Regions from separate parts of the Mus musculus genome. Here regions 2, 3, 4, 5 and 6 are each linked to region 1. Evidence: chromatin loops called from intact Hi-C (ENCODE). Cell type or tissue: left cerebral cortex. All regions are shown on one strand. Links, peaks and the distances in the headings refer to the core of each region. The heading gives the core; the rest is flanking DNA.

Region 1 (4,000 bases), core at 1-4,000:
GGGAGGGGAGGGAAATGGTCTGTGTGTGTGCCCATGTTGCCTGTTTCTCTGGTTTCCTTCCCTTTCTCTTTCCCATCATTAGGAATGGAACTCAAGGCAAAAATACCTTCCACCACCATGGAGTTACATGCCTCAGTCCATGTGGAAAAGTCACACTCGTTTAATAAAAAACAAAAACGTTGTTAAGAGTGGATCTTGTTATGAAGCCCAGGCTGGTCTTGAACTCACACCATTTCCTCTAGTGTTGGGATGGAGGCATGTGCCACTATGCTGGCTTTATCTAGCCTTTTCAGAAAATTTCATAAAATACGAACTTTTTTTCCTGTTTTTACCATCTATTAGCATAACACACATGCAAACCCATATGCAGCGCCCTCTGGCTGAGGGCACAGAAGAGAATGTCATCAGTTCAGGTTGTAAAAGCTGATTTATTTATTATATTGTTCAAATGTTCTTTCTTTTTTTTATTAAAGAGATTTTCTCTAAAACAAATCTTCATTTTTTTTTATGTGTATGAGTACACTGTAGCTGTCTTCAGACATACCAGAAGAGGGCATCGGATGCCATTGCAGATGGTTGTGAGCTGCCATGTGGTTGCTGGGAATTGAACTCTGGACCTCTGTAAGAACAGTCAGTTCTCTTAACTGCTGAGCCATCTCTCAGAACAAAAGTGAGATTAAAAACAACAACAACAACAACAAAAACCAGAAAAACAAACAACAACAACAACAACACCCCCAGAAAGACAGAAGTTTAAGGGCTACAGTCATTTGGGCACAATAAGTCTCCTCCTTTTCTGAATTATTCAGAAAAATCAACTTTTCCTTTACTTTTTTCTACCTCTATTCCAACATGTTTTCTTTAACACTTTGGGCTTTCCTGCCAATATTTTGGTTTTGCTTTTTTTCTAAAGCACCTCTCCTTCCCATGTGCTGCTTGTCTCCCATGTGTTTGACCTCTCTGCCAGCTTAGATGGCTTCTGTCTTCTCCTTCGTTCGACTCCTCCAGGTAGCTGCTGGTTTTACAGCTTGCCTGTGCTGTGCTTTTTGTTTTAAACTATAATACAGTTGTCTTTGTGCTTCCAAAAACAAAAACCAATGCAGAAAACTAGACCTAAAACTCCCGCTTTGGAAAGATCGAGGACTTCAGAGACAGATCTGGGCTCAGATGTCTCCTAGCTTCTCCTTCTGTGATGCTTACTCCTTCACAGTGCAAAGTTTGAGGAATAAACACACACGTGTATGCACTATGCACTGCCAGGCACTCAGGATTTCTTCCCCCAACACCGACACTGACTGCCTGGGAACCTCTTGGGTGTCTTGATTTTTGTAGTTTGGAAGAGAAGATGTTAACCTACCTCACCTCTCATGGGGTTGTAGTAAAGATTCCGTATGTATGAATGTGAAAGCAGTTTGTGAAAGCAGATATTTTAGTTAATGTTATTCTAAAAGAATTTTGAGTAATTGGTTAATTGTGTATTTTAATCACTATTATTCATTAATCAATTTGAATAATGTTTTGTTGCACGCTGATATTCTATTTTATAGACAAGGTTTTACTATGAAGCCCCAATGGCCTGGAATTTCACTGTGTAGAATGGATTGGTCGTGAACTCAGAGTTCTGCCTGCCTGTCTCCCCAGTGCAAGGATTAAAAGCATGTGTACAGCCCCCAGCAATCAATCAATCAATTAATCAATCAACCAATTAATATCTCTCTCTCTCTCTCTCTCTTTTTCCCTCTTCCCTCTCCCCTCTCTCTCCCCTCCCCTTCTTCCCTCTGGCCTTGGTATGTAGATTGTCCAGGCTACCATTTCAGTTTGGAGTCCTTCAGCCTGCTTTCACTTCCAAGTGCTGACATTTAGGGGATTATACCACCACATTCAGTTTTTTTTTTTTTTTTTTTAAGATTTATTTATTTATTATATGTGAGTACACTATAGCTGTCTTCAGACACTCCAGAAGAGGGTGTCAGATCTCATTATGGATGGTTGTGAGCTACCATGTGGTTGCTGGGAATTGAACTCAGGACCTTTGGAAGAGCAGTCAGTGCTCTTAACTGCTGAGTCATCTCTCCAGCCCCCACATTCAGTTTTTTAACACAAATTTTGCCTAGGCTGCATTTTGAACTTGAAAATCCCCTGCCTCAAGCTGGAAATTACAGGATTGAAGTACCTTGTCTAACCACATTTATATTTTTTAAGATGAAAGAGTTGATATCAAGACATCAACTATTAAGTATATGCCAGTTTTGTTGTTCTTCTGAAATATTAAATGAATGCTCATTTACTTTGACACCTTATTTTTTTCTTAGAACTAGGGAAGGGCCCACTCTGGGGTATGCTCATGGCATCAGACTTAATGCATTTAGCCTGACGAGGCTTGCCAATTTTGGTTTTCTGGTGCCATCTATAGGTGAAATGGAGAAAAGCTTTACTCTGGGTTTGTATTTGGACTGTGCTGGCACCCTGGAATTTGAAAATTGCTTTGTTATTGACAGGTCATCTCCGCTGCTCGGATCTTACTGAGGAACCCTGGTAACCAGGCTGCTTATGAACATTTTGAGACCATGAAGAACCAGTGGATTGATAATGTTGAAAAAATGACAGGTAGAGTTCTGCAGAATGCCTTTGGGCTGATGCATGAGTTCTGAGGACCTCAAGCAGGACCGGTTATATCAGCTGTAATTGGATAAAGGGACAGTCAGAGCTTGACAGTGTGCTGGGCTCTGATTAGGCTGTTGAGCAGTGGCGGCTTCTCATTCAAGCTCTGCTACTTTGTTGGATGAGAGGCTGTGTGAGCGTCTTTATTTGAGAACCGCCCTCCGGTGTGATGTTCATTGTTATAGCCCCTATCTTCTCTTTGAATAGTGTCTTTGCTCAGTCCCAGCTAGAGTTTGGTTTCAGAGGCTGGGAGGCGGTGTTTGTGGATACAGTAAGTGTCCCTGTCATTTTCAGAGGGTTCACATTTCAAGGAACCACAATAGCTACCATTTAACCCAGCTTGTCTCAGAGTTTCCTCCAACTTATCAACTACATAGTTCTAAAAAAAAAAAAAAAGAGGAGACATCTGTGCCTGTACGACTGCAGAAGTGCCTCTGAGTTCTCTGTAGAGGGACAGGACAGAAAGGCAGAAATGAGGAGTGTAGGCTCTTCGCTGTCCCTGTAGAACCTGCTGTCAGGGGTCTACAGCAGTCAGTGATGAAAGCGGAGCTCCCAAAGTGTCGAAAGCTAGGTAACAGAAGTAAGAAACAGGCTGTTAGGTTACTGGAGTCCTCCGTGTGGCTCGTCTTGGGCACTTCAAGCTGCCAACAATCAACAGGTGGTGGAGAGTGAGCCCGGAAGGGAGAGAGTGTTATTAGCAGATACTGTGCTGGGGATGCGGTGAAGGTTTTAGACTCAGTCCGGTTCCTCCTGATGTCTTTGCGTGTCTGCTTGTCTGTGGTGGATTTAAGAGGGCCAGTGACCACGGTCAGTATAACTCCTGAGGCCAAATGACCTTCTGGGCTGTACTGCTTGCACTTCTGTTTTTTAAAGTTATTTTGTTCTCTTGAAAGCTCTCAATTTTGTAGTAAGAGCTTTGAACTGAGAAGAGAATTCTGAGTGTTGTACTTTCTCATGAGATGCAAACAGACAACAGTGTTTTCAAATCTTTGTTCTTCTAAAAGCAAATTCAGCTCCATTTCTGTTCTCCTGACAGGGCTGGTGGACGAGGCTATTGATACCAAGTCTCTGTTGGATGCTTCTGAAGAAGCAATTAAAAAAGACCTGGACAAGTGTAAGGTAGCCATGGCCAATATTCAGCCTCAGATGCTGGTCGCTGGAGCAACCAGTATTGCTCGTCGGGCCAACCGGATTCTGCTGGTTGCTAAGAGGGAGGTAGAGAACTCTGAGGACCCGAAGTTCCGAGAGGCTGTGAAAGCTGCCTCTGATGAACTGAGCAAAACAATCTCCCCCATGGTGATGGATGCCAAGGCTGTGGCTGGAAACATCTCTGACCCTG
Region 2 (5,076 bases), core at 521-4,520, 270 kb before region 1:
GAGGTTAGAGACTGGTACTGTTTGTTTCCTTCAATTGTTCTCCACTCTTCTTACTGAGGCAAGGTCTCTGGCTGAACCCAGAACTTGTTAATTTGGTTAGACTAACAGCCCTGGACTCCATAAACGCCTCTGTTTTGGGGAGCAGCCTGCTTGTAACAGTCACACACCTCTCAGACCCCAGAAACTCAGTCCAGTTGTTTTCTGCTGAGTGAGAAAGTAAAGCAGACTTGGTGGGTACTCACCTTGATCCCATCTGTAGCATTATGTACCACGGTGGTTTGTGGTTCCTGTGAGAGAAGACAAAAATTATCCTCCTGATTTGGGGACTTAAGCTCTCCCCTGAGAGATCCCCACACCCTTACATAGTACCCTTAGAGACCCTATGATGACCACTGAGGCCTGCCCACCAGCCATCCCTACAAGAAAAATATATACTGGCTCAACTAGGGTCCCAGAGAGGTAGGAACCCCTGGACTTAGTTGACAGCACTGGCTGGTAAGGAGAAGCTTGGAAGAGGAAGGTTCTTAGGAAGCTGAGAGGACAGGGGCCTCTGTACTTGAAGTTTGTTGGGTCTGAGAGTTCTTCCTAGATTGGAGCCCCATGGAGCAAATCTACAAGAAGAGCTGTGGGATTCTGAGCACAGGTCAGGCCCTGCCAACAGTGTTCATCAAGGGGTGCACAGAAGACAGGGACACAGGGAAAGCAGAAAAGACAGTCTCCCAGTAAGACCTAGGATGCCCCTTTGGCAAGCTGAGCTCAGGGAGGTGCCCATTTCACCTTCCTTCTGCCTTCCCTAGATGATCCTATGGCACCACAAACTAACAAGAGGGTCCACAGGAAACAGAAATCATGACAGGCACGATCATTTGTCCCCCTCTTCCCTTCCTGCTAGCTCACCAGCTAGCCAGCACTAACAGTGAGAGCTCCGATAGCTGTACCTGCTGAAGGAACCCAGAGAGGACTGAACAGATGGGCTCCCCAGGACCAGAGAGCGATTGGGGAACCCCAGTCCTCCCTCCTGTTCTTAACTATGCAAAGGAGAGGCTGAGGCAGGTTTTACAAGTAGGCTTCTAAGAACTAATGATTAGGTACCAAGAGAGCTCCTACCCTGTGCTTTTTAAAGCACCCCCCTCCCTGGCCCCCACAGCAGACCCACTAGGGGTCAGGCTTGGGGGTGGGAGGCCTAACTGGCAGCCCTGATCACTCTTTCCCCCAACAGCGAAAGGAGCAGGAGCAGTGGTTCTGCCATGCGGGATGGAACATTGCCAAGCAGGGGATGAAGGGCAGGGGCCTGCGGGGTAACACAGAGCAGTCTGCCCTATGGGGAAATGACAAAGCTGAGGAGCCCAAGAAGGTAAGACAAGAAGAGGAGGAGAAAGGGGGCAGGAGGCAGCCAGGGGCAGAGGCGGAGAAGCCGTAGTCAGAGGTACCATGGCCGTCTGCAAGGGCGCAGGCTCTTGGGCTGGGCTTACGAGACTGTTTTTGTTGTTGCTCTGTGGCTGAGACAAGAAAACATGATTTAGTTCTCTAGAGTCACCAAAATTGCTCAGGTTTGACTCCCAGACCTCCCTTGTCCCCAGTCTGGCGCGGAGGTGCCAGGCCTGAGGTGGCAACTGTAACACTGTGTGGGTGGGAGCAATGGTTAGAGAGATGGACAATTTGGGGAGCCTCAGAGACCTAGCTCTGAAGGCATCCTCCCTGCAGGACTGGCCGAAGCATCTCTTCAGAAATTTCTGCTTACTCCAGGTGCCACGTCACTACAGAGTCACACCAGATGCAAAGAAATTCAGGATTTTTTCCCCACATTACAGGTGGGAAAGATGGTGACTTAAAGCAGAATAAAAACTGGGAACTTTGGCTCCCCTGTTGCCCTTTCCCCGACACCTGCATTTCCTTCCCCTCTCAAGACAACAGCCCAAGCCTGATGTGAAGAGGGGGAAGGAAATGAGCACGAGCACCTGGCCTTTGGGGTGGAATTCAACATGGGTATAAAATGTAGCCACAGATCTCCCTGCTGTTCATCTTCCACCTGGTAAGTCCTGGACTTGAGCAGCTGGAAGTGAGGGCACAGCCCCAGGGAAGGGCAGGCAACTCTCAGCGGTGGTTGTGGCTGCAGTCCCAGCACTCAGCTCCCAGGAAAGAACAAGCCGCCCAGCAAGCCAATATTCCTAATGGCAACTCGACCACCAGGGATATTCCTTGCTTTCTCAAACATTACAGAGTGACGCAGCCAAGAAAGAGTGTGAGGGGCTGGAGAGGAAGGAAGAAGGCCAATCTCCAGTGCAGGGACCCACACCAGTGCGCTCTGCCTCTTCAGATTTCTTGAACAGTTTAACTCAGTCTCCCTGGGTCCCAGTGTAGTTACAGCCACGAAGGAGCAGCGTCACAAGGTGACTTCTTCCACAGGCAGAGACAAACATTATGTGCCTTTATTCAGAGTGTAAGTGAAGACGTGCTGATGGTCAGAATGCATTTCTTCTCTGCACAGACCGCATCCAGACTCTTCTACCTCTTGTCTAGAGGCCTCATGGGCCAGATCTAAGTTATATAACCTCAGCTGCTGTCAGTGGCTGAGAGCTCTTAAAACCCGGGCTAGGCATGGAATCTTGAGTCAACATCAAGCACTATAAAGATGCTACTGAATTCTACCGGCTGGAAAGAAGTTCCCATGTTAACAACAACAGCAGCAACCGCAACCCATCACCAACAAAACACAACATAGCAACTGCTATCTTCTGTTCCTATCCTGAGACAGCAGAGGGCAGAATTCTCCTGATTTCCTGGTTGGGGCTGACTGGAGAAGGGTGCCCAGCTTACAAAGCTCTGTTTGACCTTAAGACCTTTGCAGGGGAAGAATACTCCAAGATAAGACAAGTGCCACACCTGTGGTTATAAAGGATGGTAGGTATAATGACTAGGTTGCTGGTTCCCCATGCCCAGCATTCCATGAGAAAAGATGCTCACTGTAGCTGTTCCCCCTGAGGGCTGGGTGGGCAGGCTACAACCCTGGACCTAGCAGGAAAATGGGATTTTTCGCAGGAGAACAAGGTTTAGAGTCACAAGCCGACCATTAGTTCTTCTCATTACACAGCTGCCTACTGAACTTCGGGCCCCAGGAAGCAGCTGCTCATATCTCCTGAGTGATAGATAGTCTCTCCCTGTGCTTGCCGCCTTTCCCAAAATCCCTTCCAGCTTTACTCTCTACAATGCATGTGGGAGGCTCTTCAGCCTCCACAGCAAGAGGTGCCATATAACACCTTCCAGTGCCCATTGCTAAGGCCACTGGTGACCTTGGGCAATGGCCCCCCGCCTGGCAGGACAGGCCACACCTGCCCACACAGCACAGACATGCAGTGAGGATGAGTGACGCACACGCACATGGCAGAATGGGTCTGCATGGCTGGCAGGCGGGCACAAGCAGCATGAAGTGGAGGGTGGGTGGGCAGGCAAGGCTCACCATTAGGTGCACGCTGGAACTCGACTTCCTTTTCTGGACACACCACAGCAAGAGGGAAAGAGAAGGGGAGAGAGGAGGTGAGAAGAGAAGCCCAGACACACCGCAGGTTAGTGCACCAGCTCGGGCTCTGCATCGAGGGAGAGGAGGGAGAGGAGGAGGAGGGAGAGGAGGGAGAGGAGGAGGAGGAAGAAGAGGAGGTGGAGGAAGAAGAGGAGCAACCCGGAGTCCAGCATTAAAGGGGTTAAAACAGTACACAGACCACAGGCACATACACTTTTCCAGCCGCTGGAGAACTCTTCTGTCGGATTCACAAAGAAAATTTAGTGTACTCTGAGAAGTATGTCTTGTTCAGTCACGTGTGTGTGTGTGTGTGTGTGTGTGTGTGTGTGTGTGTGTACAATATTTGACTGCTGCAAAATTACAGGTTTGGGTTGATAGGACTGGCACACCAACAAGGGTATTCTACAGCTAGGTCTGTCTGAAATGTGAGTGGGTAGCTACCAGAGATACAACAAAAGCTACTACAGGATGCTCTCAGCTTTAGTAACTCTTGACTTCTGAACTCAGACCTCAATGAAACTGTGAGTGCTGTTCAGATAAAACTCTGTGGATCTTATGGTTAAAATTTGCCACTCTGTTCCCTGTCAGCACAGCCATGCTGGTTTAAAAGACGTGCATGTTCTCTTGCTTTCTGTCATTACTAGAAATAGAAACATAGCAGTGCTGGTAATTAAGACTACAGTGATCAGAAAGACGCAGGGATGGGAAGCCAGGGGAGTGCTGGGTTGTAAGTAACTCTTTAACTGCCACCAGATGCTCTGACTCAGGTTCATGTGAGACTGGAGCATCAAAATCAAGACCAAACAGCACATTAAAGGTACACCAGAGTAGACTAAGAGGCGAAGGGCAATTATGACTTTTATAATTAGCTCACTGGGAGACAGAAGTCTCTTCGGAATATGTCTGTTGTCTGACTTTTGTACATTCACTTAACGATATCCAATACTGCATACTGAGGGTTGTTCTGGGCGTAATAAACGTATCTGAGAAGTGCTTTCTGTCCTCATGGGACCAACATTCTACTTTAAGAGATGTTTTCTGGAGGGAGGCTACTAATATTTACAGGATATTTTAGAGGATAATGGGGTATGTGGGAGTGTGTGCACGTGCATGAAACTCATCACTGTGCATAATTTATATGCAAAACGTTAAAAAATGAACTTGTCCATAATTTGGATTTGAGCTAAAGGAGAATAAAAACCTATTGTGGCTTCCTTTTGCATTAGTCCTTTGCTGTTTTGAGACAGGGTCTTCCTATGTAGTCTCGGATGGCCCTGAACTTACAATCCCTCTGCCTTAGTCTCCTGGGTAGTTGTATCACAGGTATGTGCCACCACACTGGATTTGTGTAAACCTTGTTTTATAGTAGGACTTCAAGCAGTTCAGGCTGCCTTTGATATATAACCAAGTATTAATTTGAACTCCTGGCCTTCCGGCCTTCACCTTCTACTGTGTTGCCTTGCCCAGCTTGCATTAGCCCTTTGAATCTGCTCAAATATGAGACTGTATATCCAGTCTCCAAAATTATCCCTCAAAAGAAGGGCATTGCCCTTACATAT
Region 3 (5,076 bases), core at 517-4,516, 220 kb before region 1:
ATGCCTCTAGGACTCAGGAGGTCAGTATCTGTTTCTGTTTAACTCTAGTACCTGGGGTGTAGCAAGAACTCAATAAATGCCTAGACTATATATAAAAGCTGAGCACTTTGGGGCTTTTAATAGCAAGTAATTTGGATAAACAGAAACACTCGAAGTAGGAAGAAATGGAAGGAGAAGTATGTTAGTTGTTAGAGCCGAAGTAGAGGGAATATTGCCAGTAGAAAGGACAGTGTAGATCGGGTGCTGAAATAAACACCAAGGACTTGAAAATGCTTGGGAAACTGGGTAGTCAGGCTGAACTCAGATCCCCTGTGTATAACTCTACTTAGGTTTTTGTTTTGTTTTGCTTTTGAGTTAGGTCTCACTAAGTTGCCCTGGCTAGCCTTAAACACACTCAGTAGCCCAGGGAATTCTTGAACTAGAGAGCCTTCTGCTGTAGCCTCTTGAGTAGTTAGGACCATAGTCTTGTACTACCAGACCTTAGCTATCATCATCATGGATTGATTAATTTGGATTTAGAGCTTGTTGAATTTGAACGGATACAGGACATTCAAGTGTAAATGTCTGATGGGCACTATGGTAACTCAGGCCTGGGACCTTGGTGCCTCAGGACCTTCCTTAGAGTCCAGAAACTTGGACCCTGCCTTTCTCCCTTGCCTATGAGCCCACAATAGCCAGATAACCCTACTTTAATTCTCATATTTTTATTCATCTCCTTATCATCTATTTTAGTCTCTTATATGTAGTTTTTTCTTTATGGGGCTGGAGAGATGGCTCCGTGGTGGAGAGCACTGGTTGCTCTTCCAGGGGACCTGGGTTTAATTCACAGCATCCTTGTGTTGGCTCTCAGCTGTATGTAACTGAAGATCCAAGGGATCCAGCAGCCTCTTCAGGCATCAGGCACACACACACACACACACACACACACACACACGCACGCACATGCACGCGCATACGCAAACATGGTACACAACTATGCATGCAGGTAAAACACCCATACACATAAAATAACTAATTAATAATAATATATATTAATAATTTATATTAATAATATAAATTAACTAATTAATAAAGTTTCTTTGTGTGTGTGTGTGTGTGTGTGTGTGTGTGTGTGTGTGTGGGTGTTTCGAGACAGGGTTTCTCTGTGTAGCCCTGGCTGTCCTGGAACTCACTCTGTAGACCAGGCTGACCTCGAACTCAGAAATCTGCCTGCCTCTGCCTCCCAAGTGCTGGGATTAAAGGTGTGTGCCAACATGCCTGGCTAATAAAGTTTCTTAATTTAAAATGTTGCTATATGTTTTTAATTCCCTTCCTTTCTCTTCCTTTTCTTTTCTTTCTTTTCCTTTTTTTATTTTTATTTATTTATTTTTTGTTTGTTTATTTTTCTGTTCGTCTGAGACAGGATTTCACTTCAGACTGGACTTGGCTTTGAGGCAGTTCTCTTGTTTAAGCCCTTTAGAGTTAGGATTACAGATGTGAGCCATCATACCCCATCAATTATATTTTCAAGGAAGTATTTGAAATTGTATGTATTGTTAGTATGTGGAGGGCATGTGTGTGCCCATGGTGTGTCCCTGGGGGTCACAAGACAACGTCTGTGGGGTTGCTTCTCTGCTTCACCTTTCACATGGGTCCAGGGACTGAACTCAGATCCTTAGAGTCAAACAGCAAGCACTTTACCCACTGAGCCATCTCGCTGACCCACAGTGGCGGCTTCTTATTTGTTTTTTTGTTTTTTTTTTTTTTTGGACAGTTTTCAATATGGAGTTGTTTTCTGTGTGTATATATTTACTTATTTCTCAAATATTACCCTAGTCTTTATAGCAACTTGAGAAATTGAATTTTATCATCCCCATTTTGAGGGGACCGAAGCAGGAGGGTGTTTGAGACTGGCCTTGGCTACAGAGCAATCACAGGACTGAATCCAGCCTGTGCTACAGAGGTCCTGTCTTGAAAAACCAAAACCAACCAGACAAAAATGAAAACAAACAAAAATCCCACACCCTGAAGCACAGAAAGCACTCTGGGCTTTTCTAAACTCAGCCTTTGAAATAGTTGGCAGCTGATAAGGGGCTCATTTTAGAGTTGTTGAGAGGGTGTTGGTACACACCTGGGATAGATCTTAAACTCATGACCTTCCTTCCTGCTTTAGCTTCTCAAGTGCTAAGAATGCAAAAGTGATCTACTATGTGTGTCTTGTAAGCTTACTCAAAAACTCTTATAGTTCATTTTATTTTGAGGCCAAACGTGGTAGCTCTACTTTTAATCACAGCACTTGGAAGACCAAGGCAGGAGGATTGCTGGGAGTTCCAGACCAACATGAGCTACTTGGCAAGTCACCATCTCAAACAAATAAACAAAAACTGAAAAGAAAAAAAAAAAAAACTTTTTTTTTTTTTTTTTTTTTTTTTTTTAGCTTTCTCACTGTGATCATAGGTTCCTTAAGGGCAAGACTCCCTCACTCCTGATAGCTTTCAACAGAGCACAGTGTACTGTACATGATGCAAGGTTTTGAATAATTGATTTGTTGAATGGATGACCTATTATTCCGATAGGGTCTGCTTATCTTGCTGGTGGTATGATTTGACTGATCTCCCCGCCCCCGCCCCCCATCTAAGAACAGAGAACACAGAGATCCTGCCTCCCTCCACAGTGAGGAAGCGAGGCTCCTTTATGAAAGCGCAGTGACTCTGTTGTCCACTAGGGGACGCTTTATGCCCGATTTTAGAGAGCCAGCAGGCCTGCAGACTTCACACTCAGCTGACCTCCACTTAAGAGGAGTCATTTACAAAGCCACTTTCTCCTAGGTTCCATGACCCAGAGATCCTCTATGGATGTCTCCAGCTTTGATTTCTTCCGCTCAGATTCTTGAATCTGGAATGGGGTACAGAACCAAAGTTGCCAATAGCAGCCAGAGTGTACTGGCAACTTCTAGTCTCCCCTCCGTCAAGCAAAAAAGTACCAAATCTCTATCATGGATCTACCGACACATACACTGTGCCATGCAGTGTGCTAGACTCTGAGACTAGCTTGTGACCAATCCAAACTCTCTCTGCACCCCCCCCCCCCGTCCCCCAACCCCTGTCGCAGCTCACAGGCTCTAACCCGGAACGCATGCAACCCTCTAATTACCACATCGTGAGATAAGCTGCTGACGTGATTTCTATTCCACAGTTGCTTCTCACTGGGTCTCATTTCACTGTGGATTATTTTATGGGACATAAGGCTTTAGAGAAACAAAATAAAATCCAGAGGCAAAGAAAAGTATTTGCCCACAGTTGGAAAAATCAGTGTCGAGTATCTGCAGTTCTGGAGGTAAAAGGATTCCCAGGTCTCCCTGCAGTCGGAGGGATTGTAATGAACATCGGAGATGAGAGGCACCAGGCCGTCTCCGTGTAGCTTCCCTGTTCTCTTTTCTTCAAATGGGTTGGGTGATTTTCTTGGAAAGGAAGGACATTTTCGAGATGTTGGGGTGTAGTCCAGTCTGACTGGTTTCTTTACTTTTTTTCTCTTTATTTTTTATTCATTATTATTTTGTACTGCAGTACTGGTGTTTGAGCCCAGGGCCACATACATGCAAGGCAAGCATCCTACCACAGAGATATGCTCCTAACCTCTGCTCCCTCCGGCCTTTCTTGCTCCTTCTCTCAGATTATCTGTCAACCTATGGAACTCTGAGGCATGCATGCTCTTTCACCCAGAAGCCGGAGGTCAAGGAAATCAGGGCAGAGCTGGGGAGATGAGGTGAACACGAACTCAAAAGCCGATTGCTACAGTTACTGATAAGGACAGATGTCTGGGGGCTGAAAGGTACTTCCTTCCTTCTTTCTTTCCTTCCTTCCTTCCTTCCTCCCTCCCTCCCTCCCTCCCTCCCTCCCTCCCTCCCACCCTTTCTTTTTCCTTCCTTCCTTGCGGAGTCTTCCAAGATGAACCTTCCAAGATGAACTTAACCTGCCGTGGTTTCTCTGAAACGGGTATTCTCAAGGAGGTAAAGGAGGGTAAAAATCTCCCCCTGCTTAGTGGTCACTCTTCTGAGCATGGACAAGGGACTCTGAGGACCACGTGCTCAACATTCCTGAGAAGTACCTCTGAGTCAGAGCTCCAGAAACAGCTGAGGCAGCTTCGGGCTGGAGTCTTGGCTCTCTGTCCTCTCTTTCTGTCCAAAAGCAACTCTCTCACTAGCTATTTGGATGTGACCAGAAGCCCAAGCAAAGACCTGAGGTAGAAGCGTGGCTCAGCCAAAGTCTATAAAATGGATTGGGTCTCTGCATCCCCTCTAGAGTGCAGCTGTATGGTAAAGGCATGCCTGCATCCAGGGACATCTGTAGTGGGAAGTCCAAGGGGTAGGTGGAAACCAACCCAGTGCCCACAGGTCCTAACTCCCAAAGTAGCTATTGTTGGGCTGCCTCTGGGAAGGGGGTCATAATTAAGATTTGGCTTGAGTTAAGACAGCATCATTCCCTGGGAAATCTGCCAGCGTCTCCTCACTGCCTGGGCGTGGGGCCCGGGACATGCCAGGGCAATACCAGAGAGCTGACTCAGAGGGGGAAAGGCATGGAGGGGAACAGAAAAACCCTTCCTATCCATCAGCCACGAGAAGAGGCAAGGCACACTGTGAGAGCCCTGTCCTGCCAGACCAGACCACCGACAAGCTCTTTGTTGGGTCCACTCTTAAGAACAAAGTCTCATGAAACTCCATATTGCTTGAGGTCACCAGCAGACAGCAAGAGCCTGGCCCTATTCTCTAAGTTCCCATTTTCCTGCAAAGATGGCACTGCTCTAGGCCACTCAGTGATTCAGGCCTGTTCGTACCACTTTTAAAAGACTGTAACCTTGGGCAAGTCACTTACTCTGATGAGACTAAGATTCTTCATTTTTCAGATGGATGAACAATAACTGCCTGCCTCATAGGGCTGCAGCAAGGATCCCATGAGATAATGTCTACAAAAGCACCCTGTGTCGTTATAAAGCACATTTCCAATAAGGTATCGTTATTGACATGATTGACCCTGACACAGGGATTGTAGCCTCTGAACCCTGAACCATGGAGTCCTCTTTGATTTTTTTTTTTTTTTT
Region 4 (5,076 bases), core at 1,077-5,076, 290 kb before region 1:
CTCATATGCCCCGGCCTGCCGTCTTCCCTGTGCCCAGCTCTGCATACCCACAGGTGAGTCTGGTGTTTCACAGATGGTGTGAGGCATGTGGAGAACACTAGTTCATAGGGTTGCAGTACTTTGGGTGTGTACTAGGGCTGTCCAGGAGCCCTGGTAAGGTGGTGGGAAATGGGAGACCAAGGCAACTAAGTAAGAAATGTAAGAATGCCTGTTTGTTACCTAACCAGGCTTAGTATCTGCTCTCCTTTTGCCATCTACTATAGGGTGTGCATCCTGCATTCCTGGGGGCGCAATACCCTTACTCAGTGACTCCTCCCTCGCTTGCTGCCACAGCTGTATCTTTCCCTGTCCCTTCCATGGCTCCCATCACAGTCCATCCTTACCACACAGAACCAGGGCTCCCACTGCCCACCAGTGTGGCCTGTGAGTTTCGGGGACAGGGAGCAGGTGAATGGAGGGGAGGTGCGCTGAACATGGGAGGGAGGGAGGGCATCTCCTGCACCTCTTCTCTCACATGGCTTTCCATCTCCCCTCAGTGAGCAGTGTCCATCCAGCATCTACGTTTCCAGCCATCCAGGGTGCCTCACTGCCTGCTCTGACCACACAGCCCAGCCCTCTGGTAAGCGGGGGTTTTCCACCACCCGAAGAGGAGACACACAGTCAACCGGTCAATCCACATAGCCTGCACCATCTGCATGCTGCTTACCGTGTTGGTAAGAAGTCCCTTTCTGTACTCCTACCTACAGCTGAGTGAAGTGAGGGGCTCTTCATTTGTTTACTGTGGGTCAGGTACCAGGATGGGGGAGAAGGTGAAGGGTATATATCCGATTGTGTGCCCATCTGTGTTTCCTAGGGATGCTGGCACTGGAGATGCTAGGTCGCCGGGCACACAACGATCACCCCAACAACTTTTCCCGCTCCCCCCCTTACACTGATGATGTCAAATGGTTGCTGGGGCTGGCAGCAAAGCTGGGTAACACCTCCCCTCCTCAGGACCATTGTCCCCCTGTTTCCCTTCCCTTCCTATCCCAGACCTCCTTCCTAGCTCTTACTCAGAGTTGAGGCCTTGGTCGGGTATGTGTGCGAGCGCAGGGGGGTGGAGGATTACCTCAGCTCCTGGGGTGGAGGGTGGATCTCTGTAGGGCTAGAGCTGAGATATATGAGTGGGTCCCTAGGGCAGAGGTGGCCACCCCCGTCTCATGCCCCTCCCCTGCCCCTCAGGAGTGAACTACGTGCACCAGTTCTGTGTGGGGGCAGCCAAGGGGGTGCTGAGCCCGTTTGTGCTGCAGGAGATCGTCATGGAGACGCTGCAGCGGCTGAACCCCATTCATGCCCACAACCACCTTCGAGCCCCGGCCTTCCACCAACTGGTGCAGCGCTGTCAGCAGGCATACATGCAGGTGATAACTCAGGAAGTATGGAGAAAGGTGGAACACCTCCTGGGCAGTTGGATCAGATCCCTCAGCATGTAAGGGAAGTGGGGCCCCGGTTGTATGTGCTTTGTGCTGATTCCCCTCCAACCCACCCTCCAGTACATCCATCACCGCTTAATTCACCTGACTCCTGCCGACTACGACGACTTTGTGAATGCAATCCGCAGCGCTCGCAGCGCCTTCTGCCTGACACCCATGGGCATGATGCAGTTCAACGACATCCTACAGAACCTCAAACGCAGCAAACAGACCAAGGAGTTGTGGCAGCGGGTCTCTCTGGAGATAACCACCTTCTCCCCCTGAGTCTGGTCCCTGGAGGGCCCTATTTAGGGACACAGGCCTGTGGCTATGGGGAGCCCTCACACAGAGGGTCAGGCGACTCTTGGCTGGACAGATCATCCCCACTCAATTCCCTTGTAGCCCAGACTGGCAGCTGCTCTTGGGCTGTAGCTTGGGGCCAAGATGTCTCAGACCTTAGAAGTCTAGGGTTGGGGGAGACAGCTTTGTCTGGGAGAGGGCGTTGGGTGGCCTCTGGTATTTATTTGGCATTTATAAATATATAAACTCCTTTTTTACTCTATTTTCTGGGTCTTTGCCTTCTTCCTTGTGTAGAAGAGCTGTGAAAAGACAGCTGATACCTGCTGTAGTTTAGGGTTTGTTTTCCCCTACTGCAATGAAGCAGACAAAACAGAAAAATAAGGATGTTTATTAAGGACATTTCTAGCCCACAGCTAGGGCTCATATATGGCTCTATGAGCAACTGTCTGACCTCATCCCCATTCAATGTGAATGACATTAGAGAGGCCAGGCCACAGGTAGATCCCACTGTCTTGACTAAAGAGGCCATAGCGAAGGGGCCTCTCAGGGGTAGGCATTGACAGGTAAACTGCTGGGCACGAGGAAGGAAACCACTGAATATGGTCTTCTTACCCCTTCCCAGGACCCTCTTCCTCACCTCCCAGGTTCATAGGTCAAAGGTACCTAGTACCATGGGGGGATGCCAAGGGAAGCCCCTTTATTAGGTCCCAAAACTATGGGAAAGAGATGGATCCCCTCCCTTTTCAGCCATTCCAATCCTGGGGGCCACTGAGGTAGAGGGGTAAGGGGCCATGTTAATCCCCCTGTGGGTTCTGCTCTAAGACTTGCCCCTCAGTGAAGTTAGCAGGCTTTTTGCTGGTAAAGAAAGACTGGGGCATCAGCCCACACTGGAATGTTGCAATTCTTCCCGAAGCCACAAGGGGGCTGGCTGGCCAAGCCGACTCAGCAGCTTTGATAGCTCCAAATTATGGTTCCGGAAAAAATCCGTAAGGAAAAGGCGAGACTGATGGGAGAAAAAAGTGAGAGGAGAAACAAATAGTAAAAGATACAGCAAGGTCAGACCCTGGAGGTGGAGTGGCAGCTGTAACCCAGGTTCCACTTACCTCCATGTCCATGTCTGGGTACCTCCGGCCTTTGCTTCTCCCAAGACAGCGAGTCTTACCACCTTCAAGGCCCTGGCACCAAAATCCTTTATCTTCATCAAACCTACTCAAAGGAGCAGGCCGTCAGGTGTCAGCAAGAAGGGTACTCAAGGCACCGACCCTCCTTGCCCAGGGAGAGATGTCTCTTCCAAACAGAACCTCTTTCCCTTTCCCCATAAAACCTTCCTTCCCTTGGCTTATGCTCTCCCACCTGAGGGTCCTCGTGTAGTTCAGAAAGGGGGTGATACCCAGGAACTTCTGGATGATCTCCATTGAGGCTGCCGGGTTGACACGAAGCTCCTGCCCATCCATAATCAGCAACTGAAGGGACAGGGATGCGGTTCCCTTTCAGTTGTTAAGAAGACTGGGATGAGGGATGGGATGCCCTAATAACGGCTTTTGTCGTACCTGTCCAGAGGGATAGTAAGTCAGCCAGCGTTGAAGATGGGTAGAATAGTAGCCAGGAACAAGACAACGGTTCTGCAAGGAGCGAAGTAGCAGAGGGGCCTGAGAAGAAGCTGAAATCACTTGGTAGAAGGTGTAGTTCAGAGCAATGGGGTCTCCATGTGCTCGCTGGTGCTGCAGGACAGAAAATACAAAGGGATAAGGTGCTCATTTGACAATGGCTCTGGCCATACTCTTGTCTGGTGACAACAGCATTGGTACCTCTCCTTAAGGGCTAGTTTAGTTTCCCGACTCTCATTCCTTTCTGTGTCTCTAGCAGGAACTACCTTCTCCACCTCTCCCTGAAGGCCCAATGCCCCTCACTTGAGACACACCTGGTACCAGGAGTAGGCCCTGTCAGCAGGGTTGATAAGCACAGTGATTATCTTGGCTCTTGGCAGAAGGGCAGCCCCCCGCCGTGGTACGACCTCCGAGTCAAAGTAGGTGGCACTTTTTTCAAACAGGAAGTCAGTGCTGGCATTGGAAGGAACAGGGAAGAAGTCCATGTACCTAGAGAGAAGCAGAGGAAAGAGATCTCAGTGGCAAGCCCAGAGGCGAGCTGGCGAGGCTGGCTATCTGCTGGAGAAGGCTGTGCAGCTCTGAGGAACAAGCAAGGGGACCCAGGCTCACCAGTCGATCCCCTTGTGGTAATTAGGGCCATTGAAGAACTGAATCTCCTCAAAGGTGCTGGGGCTGGGAAAACTGCTTGTGACAGCTGGGTGCAGGCTCAGGAAGAAGTGAATAGCCGTGGTGCCTGCAGGAAGAGAAAGGTCAGCCTGGTCCAAAAGCAGCCTGCCCAACAGCAGGAGCTTGAAGGAAGTAAGGAAATACTCACTTGTGGGTTGTAAAACTCCCTTCAGCCAAAGCAAAGGGAGAGAAAGCAAGTCTGAGAGGCCCAGGATGGGGCCAGTGGCTCTCACCCTCCGCCTTATCTGAAGCGCTTGTAGACTCCCCCTCCCTAGCACTCAGGACTGACTCTAGGCCTTTAAAAATGCTTTGCCATAGAGCTGTGGCTTCTGACCTCTTTGCTTTTCTTATTTTGAGGTTAGGTCTTACTAAATTGCCAGGCATCCTTGAATACACTCTGTCCAGGCAGAGGCTAAAGCTCACACTCGCCTGCCTGTGCTTCCCAGAGTGCTGGGACTACAGCCTTTACAACCACGTCTTGCTATCTAATTGACTTTTGAGACAGGATCTTATGTGGCCTACGCTGGCCTCACTTCCTGTATATATAGCAAGTGAGGGCTTCTGATCCTCCCTGCCCTACTATACTAGCTTTATGATGGGGCTGGAATCCAGGGCTCTGTACATGATCAGCAAATACCCCAGCCTCTATTTATCTATCTTTTAAACTCTGTGACAGAACCAGGTAAGTGGCTTACAAATGTAATTACAGTACTTGGAAAACTGAAGCAAAGAGATCAGAGGATTGGGGTTGGCTTGGGCAACGAGACCCTGTTTCAAAAACTAAACAAACAGAGCCAGGCGTGGTGGTGCACGCCTTTAATCCCAGCACTCAGGAGGCAGAGGCAGGTGGATTTCTGAGTTCGAGGCCAGCCTGGTCTACAGAGTGAGTTCCAGGACAGCCAGGGCTACACAGAGAAACCCTGTCTCAAAAAACCAAACCAAACAAACAAACAAATAAAAACAAAAACAAAAAACCAACAACAAAAAAAAATCTAAACAAATAAAAAACACAAAATTAAAAATATATACATTGTAGTGCAACCTTTATTCCC
Region 5 (5,076 bases), core at 405-4,404, 250 kb before region 1:
CTCACTCTCTCCATATTAACCTCTGTCTATAGAGTAACACCTGGATAGATCGTCTTCTCCACAAAACCTTCTGTGACCCTATCAAGGGCAGCAGACACTCCTGGATGTGTGTTTGTCAGATTACAGGCATGGTTGCTGGTTTGAATGCCTGTTTTCCCAAATCTTTGGGGCAAAGACCATGGTCCTGTTCATCTTCAGGAACTGTCTGGTGACCAGCACAAAAGGACATTCAATAAGCATGGGAAATGAAAAACTTATCATTGTTCAAGATGCTATACTATACCAGCCCTTTCCTTTGTCTGGGTTAGCTGTTTCAGCTTGATAGAACCACGGATGGAAACAGTGTATCAGCCTGCACTGAGGGCCTAGGAGGGGCTCCTCAGCACTCAGCTGAGAGCCGGCCTCATGCTGAGCTTCAAGAGCCTCCCGCCTTTGTTCATTCACTGGGTCCTTGTCAGAGTTGAGGCCCACATATACCCCAAGCTTGGGACTCCACACTGGGGTATCAGCTGTTTTCCACCATTAACTACCTCTTCCAATCCAGCAACAGACCCAAACCACAGCCTCACAACAAGCGCGAGAGACAAGTGAAGACCTATGAGCACTTTTTAACTCCCAAGTCCCCCTGATGACATTTCCTGACCCTGGCCTCCACTCACACCTCCCCAGCCCTCCTCCTGAATCCTCCTTAGAGAAGTTCAAGGAGTGCCCCAGGGCTGCCACACCCAATCTCCAAGGCCTGGGAAAAGACACTTACACAGACCCATGGGTGCTTGAGAGCCTGGTCGGCCGTGATGCGCTTTGCAGGGTTTATGGTCAGCATCTGGTTGATCAAGTTCTTAGCTTCAGGAGTGACTGTGTCCCATTCTGGTGATGGGAACTGAGGAGCGGGAACAGGGAAAAGGGAGACAGGAAATTTGTGAGCCTTCTACCCTGAAATGTAACCCGACTTCATTCCAGCTCTTACAACTGAGATACTTTGTGGTACCCAAGAGTGGGTATGCTGTGCCAACTCAAAGAAGACAGAATGATAAGTGTAAGGGTGTCCATGTATCATGTCGGTGAAGGAAGGGAACTGACATTTTCTGCTTCACCTTTCTCTTTTTACTAAGGAGAAAACAGGTTTTGCAATGTGCCCAAGGTTCCAAAACAGTGGAGAAGCCTCTAAAATTCTCCCTCTGTAATATAACATGCCACGTAGTTTCCCCATTCTTTGTGGAAACAGACCAAAGAGCTTCATTGAGTTCCTTAATTTTATAGCTAACAGGAGCATTTAAAAAAAAAAAACAAAACCTGTTCCCTGTATATAAGGTGGCAAGAATTGAGTCCTGTATGCCCATCCTTGGGTCCTCAAAGTCCCCTGATGCCCTGTTATCAAGTGACAATATCACTACTCCCTTGGACAGACCCTTAGGGGCAGGGACTCTGTCCTTCCAGGAGTGACTGCTCAGCTCTCAGAACCCCATCCTTACATCGTAGGCTCCAGCTTTGATCTGCTGATACAGCTTGTGCTGATCCTCATCCCAGAAGGGAGGGTAGCCCACCAGGAGGATATACAGGATGACCCCTGCGAGACAGAACACACAGGTCACTGGGGTCACTCACCTACCCCTGAGGAACCAAGAAAGGCCATGCAGGGCTCAGAACCACCCAGAAGGGCAAGGCTGGGCCAGAGTTAAAGGTGGACGCCAGTAGATAATGCCATCCCTCCTGTTGTGCCTCACTCCTTACGGCACCAAGCCATGTCAGAGACTTCTTTAGTCTATCCTCTAAGGTGTGGACGAGCCCTTCTCCAAGAAGGATACAATATAATACAGGAAGTCACTTGGGAAGTAAGCATGACAGGAACAGCTCTCCCAAGGGAAGGAGAACAAACAACACCATGATTTCACATACAGCAGGCACCGTGGAACCCAGAAGGGATGGGTGTAATGCCTCTTTTTCTTGTCATCACAGGAAGCCAAGGGCCCAGAACACCAAAGAGCCGAGGGTATGGAATGGGCTTACCGCAGGCCCAGATGTCCACAGGTTTTCCATAGGGATCTTTCCTCAAGACCTCAGGGGACAAGTAACCTGGGGTGCCGGCAAAACCTGTAGCAGAAGAGAGGGCAGAGCCAAACTGAACCCGCTTTCTCTCCCAGTAAGGCCACATCTGTAATTCCCTCCAAAGCCCTCCTAATGCTGGTTGCTTTTACTATATAAGCTTTGACTCAGTACCGAGGCCGCAAAAGATGACAGGCTGGGCTACGTGCAGTGCCTGGAATCTAAATCAGAGGGCAAGTACTTGTGCCTACCAGGAACTCAAACACCTCCCCAGAGGCAATAAGAATGCAGTGCTGACAGCAGCCAGACCCACTGTAATGAGTCATGAGGGCGAGGAGGGACCTGGGGGGGCACCCTCCTCCACTTTCTGAAAAGGCCAGGACCATTAAAGGCCTGACTTCTAGTTCTGAAAGAGGAAGGCAGACCAGGAAAAGGAGGAAGGGTGGAGGCTGCATTCTCGGAAGACAGGGTCACCCTTACCAAACCAAGCCTGCTGCTCTCCCTGTACTTCGATGGCCAGGCCAAAATCAGCTAGCTTGACCGCAGCACCCTTGCATTTACTCGCCAGCAGCAAGTTCTCAGGCTGCAGAAGGAACAAAGAGAACCTTATGAGGGAGGCATCCACCCTGGAGCCCAAAGGGAGCCTACTTTGGGCTCACAGCGCCACTATCTAGCACCAGGGGGCGCCAACGAGTCACAAGTAGTCAGCCCGGTTGAGTACCTTCAGATCCCGGTGGACGATGTCATGCTGGTGGATGTGGTTAACACTCTCCAGGATCTGATGTATACAGTGGCTGAAAGGACAGCACAAGCGATGTCAGTGCAGGGCTAAACCACCTCACCGACGACTGCCTGTGCGGACTACACTCACCGAAATACAAGCTAGAACCCTGGGCTTTAAATGTTATCTAGCTCAACCTATTTTGCTTTTATTTTTTAATTGAAAAATAACTACTGACTTCTGAGGGACAATGGGAGATTCTGCTACAAGCACATCACCATATACCTCACCTCAAATGCTTATTCTTTCTAGTGAGAACATTAAAAATCCTTTTTTTTTTTTGTACGTTTTAAAACCTTGCCAGGTGTAGGTGGCGCACACCTTTAATCCCAGCACTCAGGAGACAAAGGCAGGCGGATTTCTGAGTTCGAGGCCAGCCTGGTTTACAGAGTGAGTTCCAGAACAGCCAGGGCTACATAAAGAAACCTGGTCTTGAAAAAGCTAAACCAAACCAAACCAAACCAAACCAAACCAAACCAAACCACCAACATTACTAACTCGAATCACCTGCTGTGCTTAACTACAATGCAGGAATCCATCCCCCTATCTGACCACCACCTCTCTTTCCTCACCTACACCCACCTACTCTGGCTTCTGCTAACCACTATTCCTCTTTCCCTCACGAGGGCATCCTTTTTAGATTCCACATGTAAGTAAGATCATGTGGTATTTGTCTTCCTGTGCCTGGCTTGTCTCACTGAACATAACGTCATCCAGGCTCACCTATCCTGTCATAAGTGATAGAATTTCCCGGCCTTTTTAAGGCTCAGTAGTATACACTACTCTTTTTTTAATCCATTCATCTGCTAATGGACATTCAGGTTGTTTCCATATCTTGGTTATTGTGAATAATGCTGCAATGAACGTGGGTGTACAGACATTTAACATCCTGATTTTAATTTCATTGGGTATTTACCCAGTAGTGGGATTGCTGGATCATATGGTACTTCTATTTTTAGTTTTTCTGAGAAACATCCATACTGTTTTCCAAAAATGGCTATACTAATTACAATACCAACAGTATATAAAGGTTCCTTTTTCTTCCTTCCTTCCTCCCTTCCTTCCTTTCCTTTTCCTGTTTTGAAGTCTTCCTGCTATGTAGCATAAGCTGGCCTGTAACCTTTTGTGACCCAGGCTGGCCTTGAATTCATGATCCTCCTGCCTCAGCTTCAGGACCACTGGGATTATAGATGTGTGACACTCAGCTAAGAGCTCTCTTCCCTCCTCATCAAGACTCTCCACAGGGATGGAAAATGAGGTAAAGTTATGTGGGCTTTCTAGGGTGACAAAGCCTTAAGGCAAGGACTGGAATTTGTTTTCTAGGAATGGAAAGATGCTGAATATTCCTAAGGAAGGCGAGAACCTCTAACCCTTTCCTCCTCTTTCCTCAGAAGCAGACATTTTTTGTTTTGTTTTGTTTTTTGGTTTTTTTTTTCGAGACAGGGTTTCTCTGTGTAGGCCTGGCTGTCTTGGAACTCACTCTGTAGACCAGGCTGGCCTCGAACGCAGAAATCCACCTGCCTCTGCCTCCCGAGTGCTGAGATTAAAGGTGTGCACCACCACCGCCCAGCGCACTTTTTCATAGAGGAGGGGCTTATGCCGTATCTTGGGAAGACAGCTGGTGGGCACAGCCTTCACTTGTTCAAACATTTACTGTGTGACTCTTAACAGTGTTTTCTTTCTTGTACTACCTAAGATATTAACTGCTCTAAAGTTTCTCAACTAGTAGGGAGGTAAGAGAAGCCCATAGATTCCTTCCAGAAAGATTATGTTTAAGAGGGCCCTTAAATAGGATGTCTACATAGCGTTTCTGATGCTTTTGTACAGAAAAAAGCCAACCTAGCTCAGAACCACATGTTGGTCCTGTTTATGAAAGCAGACTGTTCACCTTGCAAACGCTCCTGCTAGTCCTATAGGTAGACTCCTGGTGGCAGGTGTGAGTACTCCAGAGCAGTTTCCACTCACTCGGAGGGTGAGTGTGCCCTTCACGAGACATCTGGCAATGTCTGGAAATAACTGTGGTTGGCACAACTTGGAACGGGGGGACTCTGCTGACTGATATGCGTCTAAGTTCTCTTCGTACATAGGAGAGACCTTTGTAACAAAAAAATTATCTGTGCCAACTGAGGCTGAAGAACACTGGTACGTGGGTACGTGCCCAGTCAGCAGCCTCCACCAGGTGTGCAGGGCAGACCTGCAGAAGATCCAGGTGTGCCAGCCTACGGAGCCTGCACTTACAGTTTGTTTCTCTG
Region 6 (5,076 bases), core at 472-4,471, 280 kb before region 1:
TGGTTAAGAGCACTGGCTGCTCTTCCAGAGGACGGGTTCAATTCCCAGCACCCACATGGTAGATCATAGTTGTCTATAACTCTGGTTCCAGGGCATCTGACACAGACATACATGCAGGCAAAACATAATACACATGAAATACAAATAAATTAAAAGAAAAGCTGTGATGGGGCAAAACCCATGCGTATAGTGTATGACGCTCTAAATGCAGGGGAGGGGGGATGGGAAGACAGGGTAGAGAGTGGAAGTAGGAGGAAGAGGTGTAGATCACGGGAAGAACTGAATTCTTTCGTTTGTTTTTATAGAAAGGGGTTTCTTTGTGTAGCCCTGGCTACCATATAGACCAGGCTAGCCTCCGATTCTGCCTGCCTCCATCTCCTGAGTGCAGGATCAAAGGCATGCACCACCACTGCCTGGCAGGAACAGCTAAATTATAACAGGGATAACAGTAGTGAGAATTCAAGGAAAGCAAGCTATACTTCACATGTAACACTGGTTTAATAACAGTATATACTGAGCGCTTACTACTTTACTTGTTGGGTGTCCTTCTAGAGCTTTGCATATACAGACAGACCTGATTCTGACTTATTACAATCTGCAAATGAAGCTGGGAGGTGATGGCGCACGTCTTTAATATAAGCCCTTAGAAGGCAGAGGCAGGACGATCTCTGAGTTTGAGGCCAGTCTGGTCTATAGGGCGAGTTCTAGGACAGCCAGGGCTACATGGAGGAGCACTTTCTTAAAAAAAAACCAAACCAAACCAAACCACCACTACCAACCAACGACAAAACCAATGTGCAAATGGTAAACACTTAAAGGAGACTTCAAATGGTTGTGGGTTTTGGTTTTCAGTGCCAGTGATGGGATATGTGGTCTTGCACAGGCTAGGCACGTGCTCTCCCAGGAGTTCCAACCTCAGGTCCTAGAGTTTTAATCCTTTCCTAAGGGAGTGGATTTGCAGACACCGTAGTAGTAGTAGTAGTAGTTGTTGTTCTTCTCTTCTCTTCTCTTCTTTTCTTTATTTCTTTCTTTCTTCCCCTCCCCCTCCTCCTCTTCCTCTTCTTCTTTTGGTTTTTTGAGACAGGGTTTCTCTGTGTAGCCCTGGCTGTCCTGGAACTCACTCTGTAGACCAGGCTGCCTCGAACTCAGAAATCCACCTGCCTCTGCCTCCCGAGTGCTAGGATTAAAGGTGTGTGCCACCACGCCCGGCTCTCTCTCTCTCTTGTTTATTTTTACTTATGTACTTTATGGATATAGGTACTTTGTCTACATGTACATCTGCACACCAGAAGACAGCATCAGATTGTAGGCCACCATGTGGGTGCTGAGGACTGAACTCAGGGCCTTTGGAAGTTTGGAACCACTAAGCTACCTCTCCAGCCCCAACAATACTTTTCATTTGAGACACACTGCAAGTACTTGCTCAGCCACACAAACAGAAGGTGAAGCAACTGGCGTCACTGAGCAGAGGGCACAAACTGATAAGCTCTTGTGGTCAGTAGTTTAGGATATCTTAAAAGTTTATCAGTAAATGCAAGAAGCACCTGTATTTAATGTCAGCTCTAACAGTTATGAAAACACATATAACTAGTAGTAGTTCCATTTTACACACGCATAATTTCTGGCCCAGAGAAGTTTAGTAACTTACCCGAGATTACAAAGCTCCGTTTGTGGATGAACTGGGATTCAAAGGTCAGGCCTGTCAACCTCCTGTGTTGTAACCACTGTATTTTAGCTTCATACCTAGAGGAAGCCAGTGAGATTTAGAGAGGGGATCATGTGAGAACTTTTGGTGGGGGAGCAGTGGGATGACTAAGTTGGAGGAAGAACATGTGTGTGGCAGTGGAAAGTTTCTGAGGAAGGAGAAACCTAAGGGTCGTCTGCCAAAGTGGGCAGCAAATACAGGGTCAGGGTGGGCTGGAGGTGTGGGCCCACCACTGGAATAAACAACAGGGGCCACGCTGTGGGAGGAAGGACCTGACCTTGAGGATAGAAGGACCCTCCTGCGGGAACTACGGGAAATGGGGAGCCCACAGGTGGGGGAGCTGGAGGGAAAGGGGCAGGGGTGCGGCCGAGAGTTGGCATCCAGACAGGCACTGGGTTTAAGAACCCCGTGTGCCCTGGGCGGAGTGGCCAGAATAAGGCAACTGAGGGGAGGCCAGCGGCTGGGACTCGGGGCAGGGTGCACAGGGCCAGATGGGTGGTCGCCCAGGACGACCCTGCGGGTGGTTTCGGTGGCGACACTCGCAGGAAGTCTGATCGCGAAAACCGAGGGCGACCGTGGACGGGAGACTGCTCTCAAAGATGGCTCACCCGGTGGAGTGGGCGGCGTCCCCGCTGTCCCCGGGCCCTGCCGCGTCCCGGGGCTGCCCGGCTTCCCTGCTCGCGGGGCCTCGGGCCGCGTCGCGGCGGCTCCGCCATCTCCGAGCGAACGCTCCGCCGCAGTCGGGCTCAAGTACCGCTCCCACCAGGGGGAGGCGGCGCGCTGCGGCTCGTGGTGCCCGCTCAGGTCCGCGCGCTCCCCGAGCGTGGCCGCTGCGTGACCGGGACCTGGGATAAGCCGACGGCCCTCCGCAGTGCTCAGCCCAGCCGCAGCCTCCCAGCCCTCCGGCCTCGCGCTCAGCCCACCAGGGTGGACCCCGTCCTCCACGCCGGGTGGCACAGTCTGCGGAGCGTCGGGGCGGGCCCAGGGCCCAGGCCTGTCCACTCAGACCCGCGGAGGAGGGAGCCCGCGTACCAAGGGCGGGGCCACCTCCGCCTGGGGCGGGGCGAAGACTCGGCCCACCGCCTAAGAGGCTACTTCCTCCCTGCCACCCCCCAATACAGCAGCCCAGGCTGAGTTTATGAGAAGTTTTCTTCCTTGCTCCCCAAGGGAATGGGCAAAAAGATGTTCGTCTCCTAGTGAAGCCTTGTCACGCAGGCTGCTAAAATCTAAGCCCACGGCTACGAGCCTCCAACAGCAATAACACAATGGACTGTTTAAAGGTTATTTTATTAAATATCTTCAAGGTTTCATTGTAACAAAGCTATGAAGGGACTACCAACATTCAGAACAAACACTATTTTAAATTATTTCTATGTCATCATGCAAAAGTTCTGCATCAAATGCCTTCCATTTCCTGTTTAAAAGGTGGTTTGTTTTTTAAATAGTCTATTAATAGTCTATAGATGCTGACATTAGCCCCAGAAGTGGAGTAAGAACGCTAAGAAGTGGGGCTGGAGCAGCCACATGAAGCTATGGGTCTCAAAGAGCTCTAAGACCATTTGTTGTCTTCAAGCCAGCAAAACCAAACCCTGTGATGAAGGTATCTGTTGGCTGGCACTGCAGGCTGCAGGGCAGGAAGGGTCTAGGGTCCAGGGTCTGAGGCATGCACAAGTGCTTGAGGAGCCTGGCTAAATTCAAGCACCAGCACCCATGCGTTTGTTCTCTTCTCAGCTGGCTCCATACTCTGTAGTTCTCTTTTCCCAGCTCCTGTGCCTCCTGAAGGTCACCCAAGGAGCTGAAATCTACCCCCCCCCCCAATGCAGATAATGTGCAGTTGTTTGGTGGGAGGGAACCAAGACTATGACCAATTGCCTCTTCCATTATCTTCTCTGTTATCTGCCTAAGGTACAGACCTTTTCTTCCTGGAATGGACCTCCTTGAGCACAGAGAGGGACAATGAATGCAGGAGCCTTGGCTCTGGACCCCTTTGTGGGTACATGCAGGCGAGGGGGTGATGCCCATGCAGATTGTCCAGCAGAAAAGTCTATACTTCGGTTGGTCAATAAAGAGCCTCTTTAAAGAGGACACTTCTCACCCAAGCAGTCAGTTCGATCTCAAACCCAGGGAAAGAGTTGGGCGTGCAGCATGGGAAGAAGGGAGGCAGCCCAGAGGGCAGCCAGAATGCATAGAAACAACCACCAACTCTTACCCACTGCCTCACTCCTCCCATCCCACAGGGGCACTTGGCAGAGGGCCCAGGCCTAGATGAGGGTCAGCATGGGGACCACCACCATGAAAATACAAGACAAAGATGGTCCAGATCAGCACACAAACAACTGCCAAAAGTGGCAAAAGGAGCCCTGGCCAACGACTTCTGGATCTCTCCTTGTTATGTCAGGAAAACCAACAGGAAACAAAGTAGCAATCCCTCCCCCTTTCCACCAGCAGAAATCGGGCCTCAGTCTCAGGCCCACGTGCATTGTGCATCCTCTAGAAATGGATGAGTTAAGTGCATGTCAGACGAACTCGAGGTTTCTCATTGGCGGACACACTTCTGCAGCACCAATTCTCTTCCTGTCTACGCTAACTGGACCGGTACAGCAAAGTCCAGGCTTTCAGTCCTGAGGCCACGCCTCACAGCTGCCTCCACACACAGCAGGCTGGCAGTGCTGCATTCTCTCCAATGTAGGTCCAGCGGCCACGGTGTTTGCGTCTTTCTCATACTAGGTGTCAATGCATGGTCTGACGAAGTCCACTCCTAGAACTGGGGTGATCAGGCCACCTCTGGGGCTGCAACCACACCATGGCTTTGTCCATGACCAAAGCTCTGTCAAGAGTCCTTGCCTGGTCCCCCTGAATCCATGGGGGCCTGAGGCCAAGCTCACCTCTTCAATACTGGTGGGTGAGCCCACTGTTCATGCCTGGATGAGCATCACACAAACTCCTGTCTCCTTGCAAGCCAAGGGCTATCAGTTGTTTTAAAACGCATCATGGTATGAATTCCGTTTTTTTAAACAATCTTATTTTCTTTTTTTTTTTTTCTTAAATGTAAAAAACACCTCGGTACAGCAGAGACAGACACGAAGGGCGGGCGGGAGGGCTGCATGCAGGGGCGTGCATTGGCTGCTGCCGCTTTGTAATTGAATTGTTTTAAACCTCAAACGAACAGGACCGCCGCTGTCACTCAGGCCCTCCAGAGTCACTGGCTGCGAAGGTTCAACCTCCAGCTGGAGTCTCCTAATGCCCCTGTCAAACAGAAGAGGAGGTGGGACAGACAGAAGAGGACGGTGAGAACACAGGTAATTCACAGCACACACTTGGCTGTGTCCTTGAGAGGACTGGTACAGGAGAGGCTAACGTTTAAACACAGC

The links. Hi-C counts contacts between places; a loop is a spot of excess contacts. Peaks named below come from ENCODE experiments on the same cell type or tissue, not always from the same donor. Only the 100,000 strongest peaks of a DNase experiment are listed, where the experiment ranks them.
Region 2: it touches region 1 in a loop (4-fold over the local background); 6 of 42 quality-filtered maps call a loop at or near these places.
Region 3: a loop joins it to region 1, with 13 times the contacts of the local background. A loop is called at or near these places in 9 of 42 quality-filtered maps.
Region 4: it touches region 1 in a loop (4-fold over the local background); 4 of 42 quality-filtered maps call a loop at or near these places.
Region 5: a loop joins it to region 1, with 2.4 times the contacts of the local background. A loop is called at or near these places in 5 of 42 quality-filtered maps.
Region 6: a loop joins it to region 1, with 4 times the contacts of the local background. A loop is called at or near these places in 6 of 42 quality-filtered maps.

Annotation. Positions count from the first base shown.
Region 1 is chr14:21,016,782-21,020,781 of GRCm38, forward strand. It overlaps Vcl (vinculin), which reads left to right. Exons shown (of 21, transcript NM_009502.5): 15 at 2,499-2,607; 16 at 3,698-4,000. Among named protein-coding and RNA genes, the nearest start is that of Ap3m1, 34 kb to the right of the region's middle. In left cerebral cortex, for the core only: CTCF peaks have their summits at 444 and 2,408 (motif pointing left); DNase peaks (open chromatin) are centred at 2,412 and 3,832; H3K27ac peaks cover 1,012 bases.
Region 2 is chr14:20,744,362-20,749,437 of GRCm38, forward strand. It overlaps Camk2g (calcium/calmodulin-dependent protein kinase II gamma), which reads right to left. Exons shown (of 21, transcript NM_001360186.1): 15 at 3,458-3,490; 16 at 243-287. Among named protein-coding and RNA genes, the nearest start is that of Ndst2, 12 kb to the left of the region's middle. In left cerebral cortex, for the core only: a CTCF peak has its summit at 2,767 (motif pointing right); DNase peaks (open chromatin) are centred at 2,720, 3,252 and 4,152; H3K27ac peaks cover 826 bases.
Region 3 is chr14:20,801,034-20,806,109 of GRCm38, forward strand. No RefSeq gene overlaps it. Among named protein-coding and RNA genes, the nearest start is that of Gm30108, 9.3 kb to the left of the region's middle. In left cerebral cortex, for the core only: a CTCF peak has its summit at 2,696 (motif pointing right); DNase peaks (open chromatin) are centred at 2,713, 4,157 and 4,452.
Region 4 is chr14:20,721,607-20,726,682 of GRCm38, forward strand. It overlaps Zswim8 (zinc finger SWIM-type containing 8), which reads left to right. Exons shown (of 26, transcript NM_027996.3): 21 at 1-53; 22 at 264-423; 23 at 537-713; 24 at 854-973; 25 at 1,222-1,400; 26 at 1,533-2,013. The coding sequence ends at 1,736. It overlaps Ndst2 (N-deacetylase/N-sulfotransferase (heparan glucosaminyl) 2), which reads right to left. Exons shown (of 15, transcript NM_010811.2): 10 at 3,968-4,091; 11 at 3,673-3,847; 12 at 3,302-3,472; 13 at 3,105-3,214; 14 at 2,855-2,957; 15 at 2,124-2,754. The coding sequence ends at 2,629. Among named protein-coding and RNA genes, the nearest start is that of Ndst2, 10 kb to the right of the region's middle. In left cerebral cortex, for the core only: a CTCF peak has its summit at 2,663 (motif pointing right); a DNase peak (open chromatin) is centred at 2,669.
Region 5 is chr14:20,763,389-20,768,464 of GRCm38, forward strand. Camk2g (calcium/calmodulin-dependent protein kinase II gamma) reads right to left here. Exons shown (of 21, transcript NM_001360186.1): 6 at 2,765-2,837; 7 at 2,524-2,626; 8 at 2,008-2,091; 9 at 1,473-1,567; 10 at 758-880. Among named protein-coding and RNA genes, the nearest start is that of Camk2g, 28 kb to the right of the region's middle. In left cerebral cortex, for the core only: a CTCF peak has its summit at 2,714 (motif pointing right); DNase peaks (open chromatin) are centred at 2,726 and 3,630.
Region 6 is chr14:20,731,902-20,736,977 of GRCm38, forward strand. It overlaps Ndst2 (N-deacetylase/N-sulfotransferase (heparan glucosaminyl) 2), which reads right to left and starts at 2,661. Exons shown (of 15, transcript NM_010811.2): 1 at 2,314-2,661; 2 at 1,649-1,743. Camk2g (calcium/calmodulin-dependent protein kinase II gamma) reads right to left here. Exons shown (of 21, transcript NM_001360186.1): 21 at 2,972-4,951. In left cerebral cortex, for the core only: a CTCF peak has its summit at 2,473 (motif pointing right); DNase peaks (open chromatin) are centred at 1,864, 2,634, 3,958 and 4,343; H3K4me3 peaks cover 1,727 bases; H3K27ac peaks cover 1,618 bases.